2 separate regions of the Homo sapiens genome follow, and region 2 is linked to region 1. Evidence: chromatin loops called from intact Hi-C (ENCODE). Cell type or tissue: heart right ventricle. All regions are shown on one strand. Links, peaks and the distances in the headings refer to the core of each region. The heading gives the core; the rest is flanking DNA. Region 1 overlaps LDLRAD4 (low density lipoprotein receptor class A domain containing 4). Region 2 overlaps FAM210A (family with sequence similarity 210 member A).

Evidence for each region. Peaks named below come from ENCODE experiments on the same cell type or tissue, not always from the same donor. Only the 100,000 strongest peaks of a DNase experiment are listed, where the experiment ranks them.
Region 2: a loop joins it to region 1, with 4 times the contacts of the local background. A loop is called at or near these places in 1 of 110 quality-filtered maps.

Annotation. Positions count from the first base shown.
Region 1 is chr18:13,562,235-13,571,242 of GRCh38, reverse strand. The region is part of intron 4 of LDLRAD4 (low density lipoprotein receptor class A domain containing 4); the gene reads right to left. Among named protein-coding and RNA genes, the nearest start is that of MIR4526, 44 kb to the left of the region's middle. RefSeq lists enhancers at 5-54, 2,117-2,266, 4,287-4,366, 3,948-4,575, 8,254-8,673 and 1 more. In heart right ventricle, for the core only: no CTCF peak of the experiment used is centred there; DNase peaks (open chromatin) are centred at 5,822 and 6,477; H3K27ac peaks cover 2,500 bases.
Region 2 is chr18:13,676,973-13,685,980 of GRCh38, reverse strand. It overlaps FAM210A (family with sequence similarity 210 member A), which reads left to right. Exons shown (of 4, transcript NM_152352.4): 2 at 3,876-4,376. The coding sequence starts at 3,904. Among named protein-coding and RNA genes, the nearest start is that of FAM210A, 45 kb to the left of the region's middle. In heart right ventricle, for the core only: a CTCF peak has its summit at 5,163; a DNase peak (open chromatin) is centred at 5,178; H3K27ac peaks cover 1,545 bases.

The DNA.
Region 1 (9,008 bases), core at 4,340-6,839:
TACTTACACATTTGCAAATGGAAACATCTGCTTTTCTAATTTTTGATGAGAATCTGCCTGGCCAGGCATATGGGAGTGTGAGGAAAGTGGACACATTCACAAACTCCACACTTAGAAAGGGCATGCCAGGCGTGGTGGCTCATGCCTGTAATCCCAGCACTTCAGGAGGCTGAGGCGGGAGGATCGCTTGAGGCCAGGAGTTTGAGGCCAGCCTGGGCAACATAGCAAGACCCCATCTCCACAAAAACACTTAAAAATTAGCCAGGTATGGTGGTATGCGCCTGTAGTCCCAGCTACTCAAGAAGCTGAGGCAAGAAGATTATTTGAGCCTAGGAGTTTGAGGCTGCAGTGATCTGTGATCATGCCACTGCACTCCAGGCTGGGTGACAGAGTGAGACCTTGACTCTACAAAAAGAAAAGAAAATGAAATAAATGAAAGGGAAGGAAGGAAGGAAAAGAAAAAGACGAAAAAGAGAAAAGAAATGAAAAGGGCAGCCAGAGGGCTGCGCCTTCTGTCACCAAGGTGGAGCTCGCCCTGGCACAGGAGACTATGAGGCTCCAGAGTGAGGCTCTTGCTGGATCTCCCAATTAACTGGGACTCCTCATTTCCCTCTCCAGGTACAAAATCAAGAGCATGCCCTTTCCATGCAGCGGGAGCCGTGACTATCAGCGGCATCTCCCCATTGATTAGGTATCTCATTAAGGAGGTCCCCGGCTGAGACCATGCTGCTTCCAGCTGCCAGATTTCTGCTTTGTGTGGAATGGGCAGGAGGCGCCTGGAAGCCTCGGGTGCCATGGATGCCCCAGTGCTCGCTGGAGTCTCTGCCACTCCTCTGGCCCTGATAACTGCCTGTGTGGACCGGCGTCTGGGCTCCCGCCTGCTGGTTGTCTAGGCAACGAGCTGCAGGACAAGGTCACGGAGACCCGAGCCAGGTAGTGGCATCTTGAGAAAACCACTACCCACAGAAGGGCTGACCTGCGCACAGACCAGGCCCCCCACATGCTCCGGTGCAGACCGTCCCAGACGAGTCACGTCTGTCCTTCTTCCTTGCCTGACTCACAAGTGTTAGGGAGCAAGTGAAAACGTCACCTTCTATCACTACCTTTTATCTTTGCTTTGCTTAGATCAAAAATGTCCTTCAAAGGCCTAATGATTTTGTCAAAAAGAAGAAAAACCACCTGCAAAATAAAATACAACCCCTTCCCCCAAAACACTTTCTAAGCCCAGCAGCTTAATTTTGATGGGGATCAGCTGTCTTGCTTCCCCATGCATACTTTTAAAACAAAAAACTAAATATAAATAACTTCTTATTCTTCCAAGCGCAATTTATTTTTTATTTTTCATGTATTTATTTTTTGAGACAGAGTCTCACTTTGTCACCCAGGCTGCAGTGCGGTGGCACGATATTGGCTCACTGCAACCTCTGCCTTCCGGGTTCAAGCGATTCTCCTGCCTCAGCCTCCCAAGTAGCTGGGATTACCGGCACCTGCCACCAAGCCTGGCTAAATTTTGTGTTTTTAGTAGAGACAGGGGTTTCACCATGTTGGTCAGTCTGGTCTCGAACTCCTGACCTCAAGTGATCTGCCCAACTTGGCCTCCCAAAGTGCTGGGATTACAGGTTTGAGCCACTGTGCCCAGCCCCAAGGGAAATTTAAGTTGTTGGTACAATCATTCGTTTCTATCAAAAGGGAAATTAGCCCAAAGTAAGGCTAATCATTAGTGCTACAGATTTTTTGAGAATATTTTTTTCCTTGAAAGACACATAAAAGCAATTCATTTTAAAGTAAAGTGAAGATAAGCAACATCCGACTTATGAATCAGTTTGGTGCCCAAAATTCATTTCTAATTGGCTTATCCTGCAACTGAAAAAAAGTTTTTCTATAGAGACAAGAGTACAGAGAGTGTTTTATTCCCCAGATAGCGCAGGGCTAGTATGGAGCTAATAGTTCAGAGTCTGAGCCCCTGAGCCTGCAGGATGGGGCGGCCCTGGGAGGCCCAAGCGTGGGAAAGAAGTTTCTGAGGCCACGTGTGGGGAAGGCCCCAGGAGTGGGGAGGAGGGCAAAGGGCGCTTCTCTAGTGTCTGCTATGAAAGTATGACATCATCTAAAACAAGCATCTCAGTATTGGATTAGTGTCACAACTTCTCTTAGCTTCTTATAATCATTTTTTTTTTCAAATGATGTAGTTGCTCGTGTAATCCACTAATATCAACTCATTCATAAAATGTTTATTCATGGGGTGCCTACAAACATCACATTGGGTAGAGGGTGCAGGTGAGAGGAGCCAACATCCTTCATGACCAAGGGATTGGTGAAGGTGGGGTATGAGGGTCTTTCCCTGAGCCCTTCAAGATGACCATGCTGACTAGATGTGAACACACTTCCTGGATAGACGCACGCTTGGCTATGTTATAAATTTAAATAACTTGATAAGGTAAGAGACAGGAAGACCTGAAACCTACACTCAGCAGGCCTCTAACCACGGGGTCTGTCTACTGTGATACAGAGACCCTAAATTATAACGAAGGCCACAGGTCCTGATGTGGGGCGTGAAGTGCACTCGTTTTTATTCTGCCTTCCCTTTCTTCCTTAGCAAGACTGGAACCTTGTCCAGTTCCTCCTGCAGCTGGTGTGGCCTTACGGTGAGGTTCTGGCCAGGAGACAGTGGCAGAAGCGGTGTGTGGGACTTCTGGGAAGGGTCTTTAAAGGAAGGAGGCATGTATCATTTTGGACTTCAGTTCTTCTTCCATGGTCCAGACTGCAGTGTGAGTGTCCTGGCTGGAGTTCCAGCAGCCATTCTAGACCATGAAACAACCTCAGAGCTGGACACTAAGTGCTGGGAGAGTGGGGCCGAAAGAGATAACCTGGATCCTCGAGGACTTAGTGGGGCCCCTATACCAGCCCCATGCTGCCTTCTGCAAACTTGTTTTTTTCTTTTTTTTTTTTTTGTAAACGGAGTCTCACTCTGTCACCCAGGCTGGAGTGCAGTGGCATGATCTTGGCTCACTGCAACCTCCACCTCCCAGGTTCAAGTGATTCTCCTGCCTCAGCCTCCTGAGTAGCTGGGACTGCAGGCACACATCACCACACCTGTCTAATATTTGTGTTTTTAGTAGAGACAGGTTTCGCCATGTTGGCTAGGCTGGTCTCGAACTCCTGACCTCAGGTGATCCCCCCACCCCCCACCTCCTCGGCCTCCCAAAGTGCTGGGATTACAGGTGTGAGCCACAGTGCCCGGCCAAACTTGTTTCTAATGTGAGGCAATAACTGCTTGTGGGTTGAAGGCACGATGACCAGATGTCTGTGACTCACAATTCCTAACAGTGACACCCACTATAACAAAAAATCCACAGCGTTAATACTTTCATTATTTCCAATAAGCCAAGACATGTCCAAACTAGAGTTTATAGGGTAGAGTTTAAATGATGACACCATTATCACTGTGTCACTCTATTTTTAAAATAAGCAAATATTCTATTTTTTTTTTTTTAACAAAAAAAGTTCTCATAGCTCAATTTTCAAAAGGGAACTTTCTCTATTTTACCAACGTCACAATTATGACCTGTCAGATGAATGGAAACCAGCAGGGGAAGTTCATTTGCATTCAGGGGAAAGAGAAAAGCAGTTTAGAGAGAACTCTTGGTTTTGTGCTAATAGTCTCAGATCTTCAGAGAAGTTCAGTGCTGAGAAAATGTTTTTAAGAGCCTCAAACAGCTTGAGGGTGTTTAATTTTACTTAGGCAGCTGGGTCTTCTGCAAAAGCGTAACTCCTGGGGGGCTGCAGCGGCGGGGGGTGGTGACAGTGCGTTTGCAGGCAGGCCCTACGGCAGCAGGCCTCAGGAACTGAAGCCGAGCAGCATTAGCTATAAAGAGCTCCCAGGTCAACAAGCCCCTCATCTCTGCCTTCAGTCCAGCTACTCCAGGAATCTGAAGCAATCCAGACACTGTTAGATTAGGAAGACGCAAGGTACTTGTGTTTCTTCCCTACGTGTGTGTATTTGTCTTTCTTAGCAGCGCCCCTGGACTCTTAGGGTACCCACAAAAGCACATGCACGTCATAGTTAAACTAGTGAAGCTGGGAGGCAGGGGGAAATGATTAATATTGACCAAGGCAAACCAGAGCAACCCACGATGAGGATGAGGTCAGTGACACGGGAACAAGTCTGCGTGCACTGGCAGGGCTGCTTCCCCCCTGGGCCAGGCGCGGCTTGGTTCTAGGCTCTTTCACACACGCTGTGTGACTCCAGGCCAGGCTGCACCAGGCTGGGCTTCGCTTCCCCATCAGCTCAGCAGGACCCTCTCCTCACAGGGACACTGAGTCCATTGAATTTCTAGCACAGTATTCAGCACAAAGCAGAAGTTCAACAAGTCTAAATGATTTTCCACTTTCCATGCTACTCTAATACCCTTTGGGCAGATGTTTGTAAGTAAACCTATACATATTTAAATCCTCTCTTTTTGGGGGACTGTGGGGAGAACCCATGTGTCAAGGATAAAGACATAAAGCCATAGTATAGCACCACATCAATTATTTCCACTGGGCCAAGAGACACCTGCTGTCATTTAATATAAGGCATACTCTTGGCTGGGCGCAGCGTCTCGTGCCTGTAATCCCACCGCTTTGGGAGGCCAAGGCGGGTGGATCATGAGGTCAAGAGATCGAGACCATCTTGGCCAACATGGTGAAACCCCGTCTCTACTAAAAATACAAAGATCAGCCGGGCGTGGTGGCAGGCGCCTGTAGTCCCAGCTACTCGAGAGGCTGAGGCAGGAGAATCACTTGAACCCAGGAGGTGGAGGTTGCAATGAGCTAAGATTGCGCCACTGCACTCCAGCCTGGCAACAGAGCGAGACTCTGTCTCAAAAAAAAAAAAAAGTCTAAGGCATGCTCTTTATTGAAAATATAAGAAAACTCATGCCCGTTGTGCTGAACAGAGATGGGTGTTGGCTTCTCCTCCAGGACAGACTGACCTTCCAGAGACAGGAACAGGAGCCAAGGGATAGCTTACTGTCCTGGCTCAGTGCCCTTTCCCCTACTATCTCCCCAGCACTGACGGGGGTCTCATTGGCTGCCCGTTAGTCTTGTCATCAAGTCCCACCAAGCGGATGTAACTGTAACCATGTTAGACACCTGCCCTCTCTACCAGACACCACAGCCCCAGGAGCAGGGGCTGGGAGGGAGCATTTCTGTGTCCCCACTATGAGATGATGCGGGTCCCAGAGAAAATTCATGGCCCAGGCTTGTTGGACTGAACGAATGGACGAATGGCGTGCCTTGGAGCAGCAGCTCGGCTTGTGTTTAATGCCACATGGGACATCATCGTCACAGTCTTCAGAGCCACGTTTGATCAACGCTGATGGAATTCTTCCTTTGAATATCAACACAAACTCCTTAAGGCCCCGTCCAAAATGTGCGACCCCGCAAGCATGGAGGAGCTCTGTCCTAGAGGCTACAAAACACAAATCCCAATTCCCCTCCACACACAAAGTGAGGTGCAGGTACAGAGCTCTGCCACCATTGAGCACACCCATCTCCTTCCCATGGCAGAGAAAGGTTATGCTCACGGCATGAGCCACAATAGAACCCTTTTGTCTGTCTGCTTGTTGACAGGGGCACGAGAAAGGAGAAAAGAATGGGCATTTCAGTACAGCTGGGCTGGCTCGTTCCACAGCCCAAGACAAGCGCCAGGACGGTCCAGCTGTGAGGGCGGCTCATGCCAATGTCACAACCCTGCGATGACAAGGGGCTGTTATCCCCGCCACCCTGGCTGTGTGGCTGAGGACCGCAGCGCCCCTTTGTCCTGCTGCCTGGAGGTCTGCCCGGGCTGCTCGCAGGCCAGCACGGCCGGGCCCTGGCCCAGCTTGGCGCTGGCAACGGCTGTTCGCTTCTGTGGTTCAGGCCCTCACAGCACAAAGGCCCGTCACAGGGGCTGTCTGGGATCAGGGAAGATGGTCTCTTCAGCTGTGGCCTTCATCCCACTCCTGGACACCCCTGGCCAACCCTCTACTGTGGACAACTGGTCGACCTAAAAGCCAATGTATTATGATTTTACAAAACCCCTCTGAGGATACTTGATGTTTTATGGGGAGATATAATCCTAGAAAACCTAGTTGTTTGGTGTATGGCTTTGTTTTACATTGCTGTTTTGGGTTCAAATCATGACGGCATGAGATTTAATTACCTTTATTTTCCAGACAAGGGCATACAGGGTGAAATACATACTCCGTGTTCTAAAATTGTAAGGTAAGCATAATTGACATGCATGGGGCAACTCTGACTATAAATTCCTGCTGGCTGAGCCTCACTTTTAATGTCTGTTTTTTTCTTTTCTTTGGGGAGGCAGGAGGTATGGACAGAAAGCACTCGTTCTTCAGAGAAGGCAGGAGATTCCAATCTAAATCATGCCTAAAGAGCAAGGCACACCTGGACTTGAATGACCCCCGACCAGCCACAGGGAAATCATCACGGGAGGGCTGGAGCACTGCCAAGGCAATGAAGGGAAATGGTTTCCAGACTCACGGCCCCGCCAGGAGGAAGGGGGGCGGCAGCGCAGAGGCGGGGTCGTGGGTCTGCGCACCCTCACCTGCCGCACTCGCCACGACTCAGACCCCACAAAGGCTTGGGCTTTTTTGTGAGTTTTTTTTTTTTTTTTTTTTTTTTTTAGAAAATGGGAACACAAAAATGAACTTTTTCCATTCTCAAAAACAGAAAAACCAAGGAGAGCAGGTGAGGCGAGGAAAGGTTCTCAGAGCACTAAGTATGCAGGTCTTAGCAGAGGGGAAAGACAAGCAAGCCCCACCCTGAGGCCTGGCCACCTGGCAAAGGCGAGCGCTGGGGATGGCTTCAGTATACGCGCTGGCAAGGAAAATTGCCAGAGATGTGCAATTTACCTTTAGATACAACAACATAGGCTTGCTTCTGACAAGGACTACTTGAATAGCAGCCATCCTCCAAACCAGAATACTGCTCCATTTAGGAGGGAAAAAGGAAAGTAAAATTTCTATAATTATCAGCAAAAAGCATCAAAAGGGAGAGAATCTGGGAGTTTGAAAATGGCCTATGCCGGAGCCTGTCGACTCACGCCTATAATACCAACAATTTGGGAGGCCAGGAGTTCAAGACTAGCCTGGGCAACAAAGTGAGACCCCCATCTTTACAAAAAAACCACAATTATCCAGGTGTGGTGGTGCATACCTGTGGTCCCAGCTCTTTGGGAGGCTGGGTTGGGAGGACCACTTGAGCTCAGGAGGTTGAGGCTGCAGTGAGCTATAATTATACCATCACACTCCAGTTTAGGTGAGAGAGAGAGAGAGAGACTCTCTTAAAAAATGTAAATAATAGCAAAATAAAAATAATTTTTTAAAAAGAAAATGGCCCAGCTCTAACCTAGCTGTGGGGGTTTAAACCATAGCTCAAGAATCACTGAGGGGCCTTTAGAGGCCATCTGTTTAAAGATCCTTGAGAACAGGGGTCGGTCTTGTGGCTTCTACATCTCCCGTGGGGCCAGGCATTTGCCAGGCACTTAAGTGTTTATTGATGTATGAGAAGGACGGAGCCTCCCGTTTATCAGCACTCCTAGCTGCCATCCTCCAGTCCTGCTGACGCATTAATGTCGTGACCATTGAGGCATTCAGTAAGGAAGCTCTGTGCCCTGTATGTTTTCTGTTGTGCTGAAAGGAGTCACATGGCAAAGCTGCAGAACATGTCCATTCTGCTCCCTAGACTCACCCTCCGCAAATGAAGACTATCCCCCTTTCACTTCCTTCCTTGTGCTACTCTATCCGGAAAATCGCTGTTGTGTAAACAGATCTGGGGAGTCAGGACATGCAATATCCACCTTCTCAGTGGCCCAAGCTCCAACCTCCTTCCAAGGGGCATCCACAGGCATGGCTGGATGGATTTTCATCTGAAGTGTCTGGAATCCTACCATCCATCCACAATTAAACTGGGTCTAACTGTCAGCCTAAAAAACGCTCTATGGATTCTGGGTTAAAGATTAATTGGGGGTTGTGAACATGCTCATGTTCTCTACAGGCATAATTAGTTATCCCTAAAACAAAGATGCCTGTCATCTCCAAAGATAAAAATAAGTTTTACTAAAAAATATAGAGTGACAAGAAATAGTAAAGCTTCAGGTGTATCTTTGGTAAACCATCAGGTCTGTCCCTAAATCATCAGAAATGGGAAATGAGGGGTTAAGTTTCTTTCCTCTTCTAACAAAGAACTCTATTTGTTACACTAGACCAGGCGACAACCGTCTCTATATAGAGGGTGGCAGTTGGTTCAAGCTCTACCTTCCTTTCTCAGTTGGATCTATTTAAAGCCTGCAGCAGAGGAAACTTGGCAGCTGAATGTTTCCAAAAGTTAGTATACCACTTCCCTACTTCAGATCACACAGGAGGGCACAGCCCGGGAAGCAGAGATTCCTTGGGTGGGAGGGGTAGGCGCCAGCCCAGAGCTCACATAGCCCCCAGGTTCATCAATGTCCCATCGACAGCCTTCACTGGATATTTTTTTAAATCTCACATGTTGCATCTAAAAAAGTGGAACTCACGGAAGCAGAGGGTAGAATGGGGGTTTCCAGGGGCTGGGCCATTAGGGACGATGGGGAGATGTTAGTCAAAGGGTACGAACTTTCAGTTATAAGATGAACAAGTTCTGAGGCTCTGACGGACCGCGTGGGTGGTGAACATGTGAGCCTGACTGTCATCATCAGTCCACAATGTATATACATGTATCAAATAATCACATTGTATACACAGGATAGAGACAATCTTTGTCAATTAAATATATTAAAATTTAAAAAATGTAAACAAATTCATTGATAACAAATTTCAAAGTAATGGACCTAGTTAAGGGAGTGGAGAAACGAGGCAGGCTGAGGTCTCACTGATGTAGGTTGGCAGAGCTGGCTGAGAGTTTCAAAGCCTCAAGGTGGCCAGTCTGGGTCACCGGGATCAAGGATGGTGATTCCATGACAGTCCCTCTACCAAACACAGCTGCACTGT
Region 2 (9,008 bases), core at 3,766-6,265, 120 kb before region 1:
TCGTTGCTTTCTGCTCTGATTTTTATTGATTCTTTCTGCTTGCTCCTCTTTTCTAGTTTCTTAAGGAGGTAACTTAGCTTATTGAGTTTAGATCTTACTTCTTTTCTAATATGTGCATTCCTCCTGTAAACTGTTGATAAAAGAGTCAAACTCTGTGAAATGTTTAAGGAGGTTTATTTTGAACCAAATGAGTGACCAGGGTCTGAGGCAGTCTCAAGAAGTTCTGAGAACAAGTGCCTAAGGTAGTTGGGTTACAGCTTGGCTTTAAACGTTTTAGGGAGGCATAAGACATCAGTCAGTATATGTAGGGTATACACAGACATTGGTTCCACCTAGAAAAGCAGGACAATTCAAAGTGGGGGCATATGGGTCATAACTGGATTAAAAGATTTTCTGATTGGCAATTGGTTGGAAGAGTTATTATCTAAAGACCTGGAATCAATAGAAAAGAGTGTCTGAATTAAGATAAGGGGTTGTGGATACCAAGGTTCTTAATACATAGATGAAGTCTCAAAGGTGGCCGTCCTTAGAGACAATAGATGGCAAATGTTTCCTATTCGGACCTTTAAAAGGTGCTAGACTCTCAGTTAACCGCTTCAGGATTGAGAGGACCTGGAAGCAGGGATCTGATTATGTTAATAGAGTCTTTACAAATACAGTTTTTCTCCACCAAAAAAAAAAAAAAATGGCTTTGCAGGGTCATTTCAAAATATGGCAGAGAAACGTGTTTTGGGGTAAGATATTTTGATTTCCTTCTCTATCTGTCATGTGATGTTATGCCAGAGTCAAGTTGGAAAGTAGCCATTTATATAGGGTTAAATAAAACCCCTCTGATGGAATTTCATGGTTTGCAGGGTGTGACTCCCCAGACCCCTTAGATAGGAATTTGGACAAGAGGAAAAAGGTCAAAGTTTAGTCCTCAAAGCACTGCTTTGCTGCATCCCACAGATTTTGTTAAGTTGTATTTTTTTCAATTACTTCAAAATATTTTTAAATTTCTTTTTAGAAGTTTGAAGATTTTTTTTTAGAAGTATGTTGTTTAAATTCCACATAATTGGGAGTGGGGGGAGTTCCCGGCTATCTTTATGTTAATGGTTTCTAGTATCTCTTTTAGTTTGAGAACATAACTTTGCATGATTTTCATTTTTTAGAATTTGTTACAGTATATTTAATGGCCCAGCATGGGGTCTGCTTGTTGAATGTTCCATGTGAACTTGAGTGGAATGTGTATTCTGCTGTTGTTGAATGGAGTATTCTATAAATGTCAGTTAGATCAAATTGATTAACATTGTTGTTTAGTTTAACTCTATCCTTACAGACATTCTGCCTGCTGGGTTTATCAAGGTTGTTGACCGGAGTGTTGACGTCTCTAAGAGTGAATTTCTTTCCTCCTTTCTGTTCTGTAGTTTTCACCTCATTTATTTTGATCCTCTCGTTAGGTATATACGTGTTTAGGATTGTTATGTCTTCTTTTCATTCTTGTTATTATACAGTGCCCCTCTTTAACTCTTATAATCAAAGAATGTTTGCAGTCTGCTTTGTCTGAAATTAATCTCCAGTATCACTTTTTTTTTTCTTTTTTTGAGACGAGTCTCACTCTGTTGCCCAGGCTGGAGTGCAGTGGCGCGACCTCGGGTCACTGCAGCCTCCACCTCTGGGGTTCAAATGATTCTCCTGCCTCAGCCTCCCAAATAGCTGGGATTACAGGCGTGCACCACCATGCCCGGCTAATTTTTTTTTATATTTTTAGGAGAGATGGGGTTTCACCATGTTGGCCAGACTGGTCTCGAACTCCTCACCAGGTGATGTGCCTGCCTCGGCATCCCAAAGTACTGAGATTACAGGCGTGAGCCACCGCTCCCAGCCCAGTATCACTTTTTAAAAGACTTCTTGGGAGCCTATTTATTTTGCAAGATTTGCAGTTTCCCTTATCAACTCATTTGTACTGTTGTTGGATTATCTGTGAGAGTCTGTTAGGAGCTGATGTTAATTATTCATTTGGGAGGGATGAGTCAGGGGATTAATTTTTGTAGGTGGATAATTACTAATGAATGTTTTTATATGATGACAGTTTTTGTTTTGCCAGTCAACTTTGTACACCAGATAAAGAATATTCGTGTAAGATGGAGTATCTGTATTTATTGCAGTGCTCATTTATAGGGGTGCTAATTCAGATCTCACTGTCTGTTACTTAGGATATAGTTAAAGTGTCTGTTCTCAACATGTTAGTAGTAAGGTAGAGCTGGCATTGGGAGTGGGAAGGCATGTGTGGTACCACCTGATGTTGAAGGAAGGGGACTGATTGACTATATGGTAATGGCTACTATAATTACATTTACCACTGGGAGAACCTTTGTCTAGAGAGGCTAAGTAATTATCTGGAAGTCTCTATAATTCTTAAAAAAAAAAAAAAAAAAGGCTTGCAGTCTTGCTGTATTGTCCAGGCTGGAGTGGAGTAGCTGTTCACAAATGCATTACAGCCTCAAATACCTGGGCTCAAGTGTCCTCCCATCTCAGCCTCCCGAGTAGCTGGAACCACAAGCCGAAGCCACTGTGTCTCGCCATCTTGTAAATCTTTGTTCTATGCTGATGCCAGATCAAATAGTGAGACATCACTCTACACTTTTTTTCTCTCCACCATTGATATGGGGGTGGGGAAGAAAATAAATACCAGGCAATTCTTCTCGCCATTCAATAACGTAAGTGATTTATAACTTGATAACTTAGTCCGAAGGCATTATAGTGTAAATAATACTAATATCAACAATTCATCAGATTTTAACATTTGTAATCATAAATAACATTTATGATGCTCATTAGTTTACAAAAGTGTCTTTACATCAGAAATTTTATGTAATTCCTGGTGACAATCCTGTAAAGTCATCTTCATTTTAGTAGTGGACATGGGCTTGGTTCCTGAAAGGGAATTATGTGGAATTATATCCCCAAAGCATCAGAACCCAGATCTTATTTTTTCCCCCACTATACTACACTGCTTCTATAGAACAAGAGGCCTCAAAACATTATTCCCCATGGTGTCAGCTGGACTAGTTTACCATATCATATTTAAATGGTGTGTTTTATGAGATTTTTATTATTTTATTTTATTTTTGAAACGGAGTCTTGCTCTGTCCCCCAGGCTGGAGTACAGTGGCATGATCTCAACTCACTGCAATCTCCACCTCCTGGGTTCAAGCAATTCTCATGCCTCAGCCTCCCGAGTAGCTGGAATTACAGGCACACACCACCATTCCCGGCTAATTTTTGTATTTTTAGTAGAGACAGGGTTTTGCCATGTTGGCCAGGCTGGTCTCGAACTCCTGACCTCAAGCGATCCGCCTGCCTCAGACTCCCAAAATTCTGGGATTACAGGCGTGGGCCACCTCACCTGGCTTATTTTATTTTATTTTTCTGAGCTGGAGTCTTGCTGTGTCACCCAGGTTGGAGGGCAGTGGCCCGATCTCAGATCACTGCACCCTCCGCTTCCCGGGTTTAAGTGATTCTTCTGCCTCAGCCTCCTGAGTAGCTGGAATTACAGGTGCCCACCACCACACCTGGCTAATTTTTGTATTTTTAGTGGAGATGGGGTTTTGCCATGTTGGCCAGGCTGGTCTCGGAACTCCTGATCTCAGGTGATCCACCCGCCTTGGCCTCCCAAAGTGCTGGGGTTACAGGTATGAGTAACCACACCTGGCCTTTATGAGATTTTAAAATTACACTGTGCTTAAACTCTATACCCTAACATCAGTTTTTGTGGATTATGTAGCAGTGTCTGTCTTTTTACTTCCTAATGGTTAATGATTGATTTTCAAATGAATTGATTTAAAATGGAAACCTAAGTATTACCTAATTTTTTTGAAAAATTGTCTTTGTAGAAGCTGAAACCTATCAACACTCTTCAAAATGCAATGGAATGTACCACGGACTGTATCTCGACTGGCACGCAGGACATGCTTGGAACCACATAATGCTGGTCTCTTTGGACACTGTCAAAATGTAAAGGGACCTTTACTTTTATACAATGCTGAATCCAAAGTGGTTTTGGTACAAGGCCCTCAAAAACAATGGTTGCATTTATCTGCTGCCCAGTGTGTTGCAAAGGAAAGGAGGCCATTGGATGCTCATCCACCCCAACCAGGAGTCCTTCGCCATAAGCAAGGGAAGCAACATGTTTCATTCAGGAGGGTTTTTTCATCCAGTGCCACAGCTCAGGGAACTCCGGAAAAAAAGGAAGAGCCTGATCCTTTGCAAGACAAATCTATTAGTCTTTATCAACGATTCAAGAAGACATTTAGACAGTATGGAAAAGTTCTGATTCCAGTGCATCTAATAACTTCTGGTGTTTGGTTTGGAACATTTTATTATGCAGCCTTGAAGTAAGTTTTTGCTTAGTTGAATGTCTTTCCCTGTCTTACCAGAATATTAATCTTTTTAATTGTACTAATGATAGCTTTAGATTTTTAAATGCTTTAATGTTTTTCATCAATAGAGGATAACTGTTTTTTCACATTTTAATAATAATAGCTAACATTTGCTTACTGTTTGGAGCAAGCATCTGGTGCAGTTTTTAACTGTTTCATCTTATTTAATCCTCCCAGCAACCATATAAAGCAAGTTACACAGTTACACCCATTTTATGAATGAGAAAACAGATTAGGCAAGGAGAAGTAAAAATAGTTCAGCTTTTCCCAAAATAACTCAGTTGCTAAGAAGTGGTGCCTGGACTAAAAACCCAATTAGGTGCGTCTGATCTCAAAGCATACACTCTCCTATATGCAGATCTCATCCTGGCATTCAGGAAAGCACAGACATAAAATAATCAAATTTCAGAAATTTGGCAGCACCATGACTCCATAATTATATATTTCTTAGAATGTTCATAAATGTGAAAAGATGTCTATTTTGCCATATGTATGGTTTTGGTGGGAAATTTGCAAGATTTTGCCAAAGTCCGGCTAATTTGTTTGCATTGATATTACCCAAGTCCAGTAAGTGTCAAGGAAAGGTCTTTTGTTCTGATCAGAAATTAATCTAGTAGGTCTAGCCTCCCAGTGTTTTGAAACATACAATTTAAAGTGCATCTCTCTTGTTAATACTATGCCTTCCCCTTAAGGTAAGTTATTTGCTTCACACTGCTTTAGGCTTAGGAGGACCAGTGATTTCCCATTTCTGCCACTAGTCGGCCGAGTGCCCATTCCTCAGTGTCCGGGCCTGGTGTGCGTGAAGGACTTAGACACTTCAGTAAACTCTCCTAATTGGTTGAGAATTATTTTATACTTTCCAGAGTTGAGTGGTTTTCAGTGCTTGATTATATTTAATGGCTTGATATCAAGACATTAACAAAATATGGTTAGTGTTGTACGTAAAGCTCACTCTTTAGAAGCAGCCTATTGCAGACTAAGCTATAAGTAGCTCTTCCAGGATGATGGAATAGAAACTACCTATTTTTGGGAACACAGGACCACATAGATTTCTTGACAAAATTTCTAAAAGGATTTTTTTTCACCTTGTGTAATTGATGCTGTTCTGTTTCACTTTGTATCTTTACATTATGTTCCTCTTATTTAATTATATCCTTCTTCATTGCATATCCTTTTCTTTAAGAATTGTATCTTTCCTTGCAGAAGATTCTTTAGGTGTATATTTTATGGAATTGTTTCTTGGTTTATTAATGACATTTTTGGACATGATTAATATTTATAGAAGTCTTCAAAACTGCCCTTGGTTTTTTGACAGAAAATAAAGTTACCATTTTGATCAAAAGTTATTGTAGGCATTCAGTCCTGCTATGTAATGAATGGATTTCTACATATTAAATTTTCTTTTTTGAGTCATGGAGGATTTTTGTGATTCAGTCTGTGAAAGATGACATGAAAAATACATATGTGTTTCTTTTGCCCTCGTCAGGTTGCCCATGTATGATAAGGCAAGGCATTCGGCCTCCTGGCTGGCCTTAGAGGGAGAAATTCAAGCTTTTAATTAATTGAATATGAGATTCTCATTTAGGCTATTAAGAATAATATTTTTGTTCCTTTTACTTTTCCTTATTCTCTGGTAAAAGTTCTGTAACTGAAAAAGTAGACCCAGAATAATCTAGTGATCTTAATAATGCTTAAGATTTCTTCAGTGCTGTGGGCATCTGAAGCAGCTGTGGGTGATGCTCTGTCATCCCCTGTAAAATGCAACTTTCTTAGTTTTATTTTCCTCCCTCTTTTTTGCAGAATGCTTATATGTAAACATGGTGATACAACTGTCTACTTTAAAATAATACCCTTCCCCATTACACCTTGCTTTGGGGCTATTTGTTAGCATAGGAATCGGGTTGCTAGACCACCACTACTGCCCCGCCACGACCACTGGGTCAATTCTGTCATAGCATCACGTAGAGAATTTATAATGGGCAGGATGGGTTGCTTTCCAGAACAGTCCTCCTTGGGGTTTTTATTAGATCCTTCAAAATTTGAAAGTCAATTTATTCTATATGAAGATCTTAATCACAAGTAATGCTTAAAAAAATCAAATTCATGAATGAAAGAAAAAGGAATTCGAATATTTTCACTGTAGGATGATTGTATTTAAAAGTTGAAGTTGATTATACTAAATACAGATTGTCAATTCACCTGACAAGAGGCTAGTTATATTTTAGTGTTGTTCGTTTGTTTGTTTTAACTGGAAAAAGTTCTGTGTTATTTGCTTGTTGCCTACTTACTATTAAAAGAAAGGGAGAAAAATAGTTTGTAGCTGGAAAGATGGGCATTTGACATCATGCCTCATTACTGACCAGTGTTTGTCTTGGTTACCCTGATAGCTCGCATTACTGCCTTTCTAGGCATCGTAGAGCAAAATGTCATTCTATATTTAGAATGACAGAGTGATGAAGTTCTCAGGTTTTTGAAATACTTTATTTCAGGGAGTTCTAAATTGTGCATGCTAATAGATTTTATTTTAAACTGAGCTTTGTTGCCGCTCCTATCTGGCAAAGCCTTGCAGAGATCTGGTGTCTTATGTCCAGAAGTGCTTTAGTTTGATCAAGTGTGGCTCAGCAATGATGATGTGGTCCCTGCATTTAGATGCCTTGTGTTTGAGACCTCAAGTTCCTAAAGTTACAGATCCACTGTGAGGCAAAACCCTGATTGATTTCTACTGCACTTTATCCAGACAGTGAATGTGCTTTTGTCCTTGTGTGTTTCTTCATCTGTGGAAACAGTTGTAAAGCTGGCAGTTTGAGAAGCACAGATTCCTGGCTGGCTGTGGGCACTTCAGAGTAGAAAGTGACAAACAGTAGATGTTTCTGTTTGAATCAGACCCTCATTAATACTTCATGTTCAGTAATTCCAGAGGAAATGAAAGTTATTTTTAAGAAAAGTCATCAACAGTTTAGAAATAAGTGGGGCCGGGCACAGTGGCTCACGCCTGTAATCCCAGCACTTTGGGAGGCTGAGGCAGGCGGATCGTCTGAGGTCAGGAGTTCGAGACCAGCCTAACCAACATGGAGAAACCCCATCTCTACTAAAAATACAAAAATTAGCCAGGCATGGTGGTGCATTACACTACAGAATTGCAGAGCCTGTAATCCCAGCTACTTGGGAGGCTGAGGCAGGAGAATCGCTTGAACCCAGGAGGCAGAGGTTGCCATGAGCCGAGATCTCACCATTGCACTCCAGCCTGGAGCGAAACTCCATCTAAAAAAAAAAAAATATTGGAACTAGATGCTTGCTTCTTTATCTGACAAAGGATGCAGGCCAGTGACAATACAGCTTGTGCTTGGAGTCTCAGTCCATTGTTTGTATGATCTTTTATTTTTTAATTTTTTATAGAGACAAGTCTTGACACCACGCCTGGCCTAAACCTTATCTTAATGAGATTTAGTTGTTATCTAGAAAGAGATTTGAAAAAGAATTGAAACTGAAGATAGAAGATAGAAGAAATGAGATTGGACTCGTAGTTTATTTTTTAATTCATCTCTTTAAACTTCCCTTAAGTTGTTCTGGTTTCCTCTGACTTTTGATGATAAGTAATTTTAATAGTCCTTTCTTGAGGATGATCAGCCATATCTACCGAGGGTGCTCCCTGACTGCTTAGTATTATGGTGAAGTCACAGAGTAGGACATCTTTTCCCTAATTAATATTAAAAATTAAGAGTTTACCGCTACCGTTATCATAATAGATCTAGGCAATGCTCTTTCTTAATGACATAGGGAAAGCTGCTTTTACAGTGGAGGTCTACCGACCCTGCCTTCACCAAGAGGCAAACTCAGTAATACTAATAAGGGAGGAGACCACCCCTCGTATTGTCTTATGCCCAATTTCTGCCTCCAAAGAAAGAAGTAAAAACTAAAAGGCAGAAATGAAGTCCACAAGCAGACAGCCCGGCGCCACACCCTGGGCCTGGTAGTTAAAGATCGAACCTAATCTGTTATCTGTAAATTACAGACATTGTATGGAAAAGCACTGTGAAAATCCCTGTTCTGTTCTGTTGTGTTGTGTTCTGTTCTGTTCTGATTACTGGTGCATGCAGCCCCCAGTCACGTACCCCCTGCTTACTCAGTCGATCACGACCCTCTCACGCGGACCCCCTTAGAGTTGTAAGCCCTTAAGCGGGACAGGGGCCGGGCGTGATGGCTCACGCCTGTAATCCCAGCACTTTGGGAGGCCGAGGTGGGCGGATCACAAGGTCAGGAGATCCAGACCATCCTGGCTAACATGGTGAAACCCTGTCTCTACTAAAAACACAAAAAATTAGCCGGGCGTGGTGGCGGGCACCTGTAGTCCCAGCTACTCGGGAGGCTGAGGCAGGAGAATGGCGTGAACTCGGGAGGTGGAACTTGCAGTAAGCCGAGATTGCGCCACTGCACTCCAGCCTGGGCGACAGAGCGAGACTCTGTCTCAAAAAGAAAAAAAAAAAAAAAAATAGAGGGACAGGAATTGCTCACTCAGGGAGCTCAGTTTTTTGAGACATGAGTCTTGCCGATGCTCCCAGCCAAATAGAGCCCTTCCTTCTTTAACTC